2 separate regions of the Homo sapiens genome follow, and region 2 is linked to region 1. The links are chromatin loops, found by intact Hi-C in ENCODE. Cell type or tissue: ovary. All regions are shown on one strand.

Region 1 (4,000 bases):
CATGCCAGGACCTCTGTTGCTATTTGCTGGCTGCTGGAGAGGTGGGGTCTTGCGGGCCCTGGAGAGGTGGGGTCTTGTGGGGCAGAGCTGGAGCAGATGCTGCATCCAGCAGTAAGCATGAGAATGAGCACTCACAGTTTTGGGTCCTGTGCTGGACACTGTGCAAGTCCTGTGCATATATCACCTGTTGCATTTCCCACAGTGACCCAATGAAGTAGATACTGTTATCTTTACCATTTTATAGATGAGCAACCTGAGGCTTCACCAGAATTGCACAGTGAGAATGTGGCGTGGCCTGGATTCTCACGTCGGGAGTCGGATTGCAAAGCCTTACTGGGCCTCGCCGCGCCCCATGGCTGTCAGCGCATTCCATGCTGACCTGGCCGTGTATGCGTGCGTGTGTACGCATGTGTGTGCGTACGTGCACGTGTGTACATGTGTGTGTGCTTGTGTGCACACCACATGTGCCGTGTCCATAGGTCTGTCATCATATCAGGTAGGACTAGGTCGGCTCATAGCTTGGAAGGGCTTTGGAGACAGCCACTCTCCTAACAGATGGGAGAAGTTGTTTTGATTCTTACTAAGGTCCCAGAATCCTATTGATGGCTTTGCTGAGTATTGAAAGGCTGGCCTTAAATTAGGTTTGAAACTGAATTTGGTAATAGGACAGGATGTGTTAAGGAAGGGAAACATACAGGGAGCTGCCTGCTCTGGCAGCTGTTGAAAGTGAGCAGGCCACGGTGCCTGCAGTGGGAGTGGGGCAGCAGGCGTGTCACCTTGGGCCAGAGCACATGTCTTGTACACGGTTGCACCAATGCGTGAGGATGTAGGTCCCCAAGAGCCAAGAGAAGGGGAGCTTTGTTGAATACGTGATATTGGAGAAAGCTTTGGCCCAAAAGAACAAATTTAGATTCGTTCTCTCTGCAATACAAATGTATTCCAGTGGGTCAAAATGTTAATTATTATTAATTTCTTTTTTTGTTTCTTGAGTCAGGGTCTCACTCTGTCTCCCAGGCTGGAATGCAGTGGCACCATCTAGGCTTACTGCAGCCTTGACCTCCTGGGCTCAAGTGATCCTCCCACTTCAGCCTCCCAAGTAGCTAGGACTGCAGGTGCACGCCAGCACCACACCTGCCTAATTTTTGTGTTTTTTGTAGAGACGGAGTTTTGCCGTGTTGCCCAGGCTGGTCTCAAACTCCTGAGCTCAAGCAGTCCACTCACCTCATCCTCCCAAAGTGCTGGGATTACAGGCGTGAGCCACTGTGCCTGGCCAAAAAGTTAATTATTAAAAGTCAGGCCGGGCGCGGTGGTTCACGCCTGTAATCCCAGCACTTTGGGAGGCTGAGGCAGGGGAATCACAAGGTCAGGAGTTCGAGACCAGCCTGATCAACATGGTGAAACCCCGTCTCTACTAAAAATACAAAAATTAGCTGGTCGTGGTGGCACTTGCCTGTAATCCCAGCTACTCAGGAGACTGAGGCAGGAGAATCACTTGAACCCAGGAGGCGGAGGTTGCGGTGAGCCGAGATTGCGCCACTGCACTCCAGCCTGGGTGACAGAGCGAGACTCTGTCTCAAAAAAATAAAAAAAGAAAGTCGATTGTTTATGGATTAAAGAGTTAGATACATAGTTCGCAGCTGTAGAGCATCTAATAGGATATAACAGACTCACCATTATCTGGAGGAATGATACCGTCCTGAGCTTGAGGGTGAAGACAGAGATATTCAAGAACATAAAAGCTGAAAACGTCTGTGTTAAGACTCCTTTTGATCCAGGTTTCTGGACAGGAGAGTTTGCTGAGCATATGTGGAGGTGGCTCAGTACCCAGAGGCGGGTGGAGCTGGCCCCAGTCATGGCCTGTGCTCAGACGCTAGGACCAGAGCAATTTCTTCCTCATGTTTAAACTTTTCTCCTAGGCCACTGCCTTACCTTTCTCATGCTATAAACTGGCTTTCTCTGCCTCCTTGTTTATCCCTCCTAAGTTCAAAGAAGCAGTCAGCTGAGGAGGCTGCCTTTCCTCAGGCTGGCTCCAGCCCGGTTGGGAGGTGCCCGGATTAGCTGAGGCAGAGGTGGGGCTTGTGCAGAGAGCCTGGCTGCTGCCATGGAGACGGGAGGAAGCAGGCAAAAGAGCAGGCCTGCTGGCAAAGGATCAGAGGGCTGGGTAGGCGCAGGGATCAGTGTCCCGGAAATGTGAGGAAGGGCAAGTGCTGGCAGCAAAACAACATGGGCAATTTGGACTTCAGGAAAAGCTGCCACAAATACTCAGAAATAACACACATTTATAGACAAATAACGTGACTACAAGAAGAAAAAATTGTTCAAACTCTAAATTTTACAAGGCATATTTGTTTATTTTTTTGAGATGGAGTCTCACTCTGTCACCAGGCTGGAGTGCAGTGGCGTGATCTCGGCTCACTGCAGTCTCCACCTCCGGGTTCAAGCAATTCTCCTGTCTCAGCCTTCCAAGTAGCTGGGATTATAGGCACCCGCCCCCACACCTGGCTAATTTGTGTGTGTGTGTGTGTTTCGTAGACGGAGTTTCACCATGTTGACCAGGCTGGTCTCAAACTCCTGACCTCAAGTGATCTTCTCATCTCAGTCTCCCAAAGTGGTGGGATTACAGGCATGAGCCACCGCGCCCAGCCTACAGTGCATATGCAACAAGAAGTCATCATTTCATGCTTACTCAGTTCATGGGGGAATGTTTTCAGTCTTGAGACTCAGTGCTGGCGGAGTTACATCAAAGGTGGATGGCAGCAGAAAATCCTCAGCCCCTTTTCCAGAAGAATTTAGCTACACATATTTACATATACCCCAGGAAGCAGGCAAATGATGCTCATGAATCATCTCTAAGAATTCATGTGAGAGCCAGGCTTGGTGGCTCATACCTGTAATCCCACCACTTTGTGAGGCTGAGGTGGGTGGATCACTTGAGCCCAGGAGTTTGAGACCAGCCTGGGCAACATGGTAAAACCCTTTGTCTACAAAAAATTTAAAAATAAAAATAATTAAGGCCGGGTGCGGTGGCTCATGCCTGTAATCCCAGCACTTTGGGAGGCTGAGGCAGGCGGATCACCTGAGGTCAGGAGTTTGAGACCAGCCTGACCAACATGAAGAAACTCCATCTCTACTAAAAATACAAAATTAGCCAGTCGTGGTGATGCATGCCTGTAATCCCAGCTACTCAGGAGGCTGAGGCAGAAGAATCGCTTGAACCCCGGAGGCGGAAGTTGCACTGAACCGAGATTGCACCATTGCACTCCAGCCTGGGCAGCAAGAGTGAAACTCCATCTCAAAAAAAAAAAAAAAAAAAAAAAGCCAAGTTTGGCAGTATGTGTCTGTAGTCCCAACTACTCGGGAGGCTGAGGTGGGAGGATCACTTGAGCCCAGGGGGTGGAGGCTGCAGTGAGCCGAGATTGTGTCACTGCACTCCAGCCTGAGTGACAGAGCCAGACTGTCTCCAAAAAAAAAATTCATGTGGGGAAACATGGGAAGAGTTCAGCTGTGTGTTCCTTGCAGCACAATCTTTCATTGCAGAAGAATGGGAAGAATGGAAATGCCCAGTACTAGAAGAACGGATAAGGCTGTGGTGGCCTACGCACTTACTGGCCTTCACCGGAATATTCTGCAGCAGTGCAGAAAAATGAGTGATTGAATTTGAAGTGCAAGCAGCAGAATACTGTGATTTCAGTTCTGCCAGTCTCAAAATTAAATCTCATTTGTAAGGCAGGCAGTATTGTGGGAGAATTCCTCTAATGTATTTCATTCCCAGAGTGTTTATGCAGTGGCAGGAAGAGTACCATCAAGATGGGTTTAGTTTAAGTCAGTCTCCTAAGTATTTATGAAACACCCACTCGGTTTTCAGTAAGTGTGGTGAACTCGGTGTTTTGCCTCTTTCCCTGAACTTAGCGGTAGGTTCGGTATTAAGCTGCAGTGCTGCAGTGTGGATGGTGCCCTGCTTAGCAGATATTACAGTGCTTCTGCTGCTTGTTGAGCCTTG
Region 2 (4,000 bases), 160 kb after region 1:
ACGGAGCCGCGTCAGGACAGGAAGCCACACACAGGGAGCAGGGCCAGCCAGACCCGACCCCTGCTCCTCACCTCAGCCACCCTGGACAGCCGTGCAGCACCCTTGTCCCTCAGGCCTACGCTCAGCTGCACCTCTACACTGAGACCCACCCAGCCCTCTTTAAAATGTGCCTTGTACCCCCAGAATATCCTATTTTTCTCACAACACTTCATGCCACCTAAAGACTTGTGACTGCCTGTGGCTCTCAAGGTCATAAGCTCCCCTGGGCAAGGGTCTCTGCCTGGCTCCCTGCTGTGTTTGCCTGGCCAAGAACGTTGGCTCAACAGCAAGCCCCTGGCAGCTCTGCAGGGCACAAAGAGAGCAGAGGCAGCTCCCTCTGCCAGAGGACTGAGGGAATCACAAGTCCAACACAGAGCTAGCAGCCTGCACGTTCCCACCTCTCCCTCCACTGGAGAAATTTCTAGGCTGCAGAGATTTCTAGATTGGGGAAAGTGTGGGTGGGCTGAGCCGGGCCACTTGGTGAAGTTCATCATGAACCGAGCTCATTGAGCGGCCCCTCACTGGGGCACTCAGCCTCCGCACGGGCCTCCATGGCATAAGCATGGCTGGGGGAACCTCCTGGGGCCCTGCCTGAGCCTCATGCCAGCTCTGCCAAGTAGGCACCTCCCCCTCTACAGAGGGGGCTGCTGAGGCTCAGAGAAGCGAAGCCTCCCTCCCCAGCCCCACAGCAGGATAGGACCGCATGCTGTACAGAGACACGGGCAGCTAGTTTCCCAGTAAGTAACCTGAGTGCTCACCCCCAGCAGGTTTTTGGGCACATAGCCCTCCCGGTCTCCAAGGCGAGCCCACCACCACTCAGTCTCGCTTTCGTCCTTGCGCCTCAGGATGGTGAGGGCGTCCCCTTCGTGGAAGGACAGCTCGTCACTGTTCTGGGCCTCGTAGTCCCACAGAGCATACGCCACACCTTTGTTCATCACACCCAGCTTTTCCTGCACCCCTGGAGCCAGAGAGCAATGGTCAGGCCTCAGCAGAGGGTGGCCTGCAGCAAGGGACCCTGCTCGAGGAACAGGACACAGTCGTGCTGCTGCCGAGGCTGCTCTCAGCAGGCCCCACAGAGGCCAGCGAGGGAGATGAGACACTATTGAAGACTAGGGCCCCCACCCGATACCTCCCCTGCCCGGCCCAGCTGCTGCTCCTGCTGCCGGCCCTTTCTAAGTCCTGCAGGACAGACAGGACAAACGAGCTCCTGAGCCCCAGGGCAAGAGTGTGCTGTTCTTAAGGTGACGCTTAGCAATCACAGCCAGAACAGATTTCTAAAGTCACTAGCTAGAGCAGCTGTGACTGCTCTTGGATGGTAATGAACAAACTACACACAACTGAGCCCTGACTGAGCAGCTACTTGTGGGTTCCCAAGAAAGGGCCCTTCTGTGGGACACTCTGCTTCTGAGACCCAGTTGTGGTGACCATGGGGAGCTTCCCTTCCCTGTGGTGGTGCCACTGTGACGGCAGCCTCCTCCTCACACTGGCGGGACTCACCTGGGGGCTGCTGTGCCTCCCCTAGCCCTGCCACACAGCCTGAGAGTTTGTTGCTTGGCTCTGTTGTGGGAGCTTGGGCCAAAGAGGGCATCACATGGCTGTTTTCATGGATAATTTCAAACCTAGAGTCCAGTGTAGGGCACATAGTATGTTCTCAAGTAATGTGTGGAATAAATGACTTGTGACTGTTTAATACTCAGAATAGAGAAGATGTTCCAGCTCTTGGAAAATGCGGCCCTGGCTAAAGCAGCTTAATTAGGACATGAGCCTCATTCATCAAATGTTTCCGGGGAATGGCCAGGGCCCCAGGCCACCCCAGGAAAGGAGCTGGCCCTGCTTCCAGAAGCAAGGGTACAGAACATCTATGCAAAGCACAGCCAAGTCATTTTGTTTTCTTGGGAATCTGGCACAGAATCCTTCTAACAACATGGACTTTCAAACATGTTTTCAGGAATGAAAACAAGGGGCAGTGTGACCTTCACTCGAGTGAGACATCCTGGCTGCCCCTGAAGAAGGTGGAACAGCTCGAGAATGCTGTGCTGCCAGGCACGGTGGCTCACACCTGTGATCCCAGCACTTTAGGAGGCTGAAAGTGGGCAGATCGCTGGAGCCCAGAAGTTCGAGACCACCCTGGGCAACATGGCGAAACACTGTCTCTACAAAAAAAAAAAAAAAGTACAAAAAATTAGCTGGCTGTGGTGGGACAAGCCTGTAGTCCCAGCTACTTGGGAGGCTGAAGTGGGAGGATCAATTGAGCCCGGGAGGTCGAGGCTGCAGTGAGCCATGATTGCGACATTGCACTCCAGCCTGGGTGACAGAATGAGACCTTGTCTCCTGTCTTAAAAAAAACAAACAGAAAGCTGTGCTGAAGCTTCTCTGGCACCGGCTGACTGTTGCCATGGCAGTACCACAGCAGACAGCACCACTGTGGCCCCAGGCCTCCCCTGCGTACCATATAGAAACTGGGAGCACTGGATGTAGCCTTCCTCCATCTCCTCACACTTGTCTGCAGCAGTTTCAATGTCGCTTATGGTTGAGGCAAAAATGGCGGCACCACTCTCCACCAGCTGTTTGCAGAGGTGAACGCTGTTACAAGAGGCAGCGCAGTGCAGCGGCGTCCTGGAATAGAGCGTGGGTGAAGGTGCAGGCCTGGCACTGCCTGTCCTGTAGGACGTGGCCCTCAGAGATTTCCCTCTAAGGAATCTCGCGGAAGGCGTTCACCTTTGTGCCATCAAGTCTCAGTGTTGTTTCTTTAAAGGCAGGATTTCCATGAGCCAATTGTTTCAGACCATACATACATTTTGAAAAGGGGGCACAGGGAATGGGTTAAGAAATGGCCAATCCACAGATGTTCACGCCACACTGCATGGTGATGTGAATGTACATAACACACTGAAACACACATTTAAAAATAGCTAAGATGTGAAATTTTATGTTATGTGTATTTTACCACGATTCAAATGCAGCACAATGTCAGCTGTCTGAAAGTTCAAAATAACCCCCACAGGAGACCAACACGCCTCGCCCAGCAGCAGAGCTCCCGAAGGCAAACGGAATGAACAATGCGACAACCTACATGCCTGACCCAGGGGGATGCTGAGGCTGCTTTTCACACGGAGCACAGAGTGTGAAGAGTCCATACGGAACATATGAGAAGGGGAAGATGGAATGATTCACAGAATGCTTAGACTGCAATGTTAATGACGAGGCACAGAAAGAGCATAACCACAGCCACGTTTTTAACAAAATCATCAAGAGAAAAGGCTGGAAAAAAAGGCAAGGAAACCCTGGCAACAGCTGTCTTTCAAGGATGAAATGATGGGTGTTCTTGCTCTAATTCTCTCTTCCGTGCTTCCTAATTGTCTAGAACACGCCTGTTTTCCTTATGCAAAGCAGGGAAAGTAAATCTGTCCACCCCACACTCCTACGGGCCTCACCATCCATCACTATCAGCAGCATTCACGTTGACACCAAAATCCAGCAGGAACTTCACGATGTGATGGTGGCCGGCGCAGACGGCGTTGTGCAGTGGGGTGATCCCTTCGTCGTTGGGCTTGCTGGGATCTTCCACCTAGGACACACGGCCTGTGAGCGCCCATCCCCTCGCCCCCAGCAGCGTGCACTGGTCCCCGGCTGCAGCTCACCTCATAGATGATCCTCTGCACCAGATCGAACTCTCCTTCCAGAGACGCGTCTAGGAGCAGTGCCAGGGGGTTAAACCGGACTCTCAGCCCGTGCCCCGTCCGCTCCGAGTTGGGCTTCTTCAAGTTGGTCCGCTTGTTCTGTTGGGAAGGAAGCACGCTTTCCAGTTAAAGGTGGTCCACTGAAGTCTAAGAACCCACGCCTGCTGGGAAGGAGTGGTGGGAGCTAAAGCCCAAAGACAGTGGCTCCGCGAAGCAGCCCTGGAGTGGTAGCAGTAGCAGCGCCCAGGTGACCACCTCAAATAAGGGCCAGGGCCACTCTG

What was found. Hi-C counts contacts between places; a loop is a spot of excess contacts. Peaks named below come from ENCODE experiments on the same cell type or tissue, not always from the same donor. Only the 100,000 strongest peaks of a DNase experiment are listed, where the experiment ranks them.
Region 2: a loop joins it to region 1, with 2.3 times the contacts of the local background. A loop is called at or near these places in 4 of 110 quality-filtered maps.

What each region holds. Positions count from the first base shown.
Region 1 is chr14:103,574,731-103,578,730 of GRCh38, forward strand. All of the region lies in intron 3 of COA8 (cytochrome c oxidase assembly factor 8), which reads left to right. Among named protein-coding and RNA genes, the nearest start is that of COA8, 14 kb to the left of the region's middle. In ovary, no CTCF peak of the experiment used is centred here; a DNase peak (open chromatin) is centred at 2,091; H3K27ac peaks cover 640 bases.
Region 2 is chr14:103,735,206-103,739,205 of GRCh38, forward strand. PPP1R13B (protein phosphatase 1 regulatory subunit 13B) reads right to left here. Exons shown (of 17, transcript NM_015316.3): 13 at 3,681-3,818; 14 at 3,474-3,607; 15 at 2,489-2,655; 16 at 798-997. Among named protein-coding and RNA genes, the nearest start is that of ZFYVE21, 21 kb to the left of the region's middle. In ovary, no CTCF peak of the experiment used is centred here; DNase peaks (open chromatin) are centred at 416, 1,066, 1,816, 3,666 and 1 weaker place.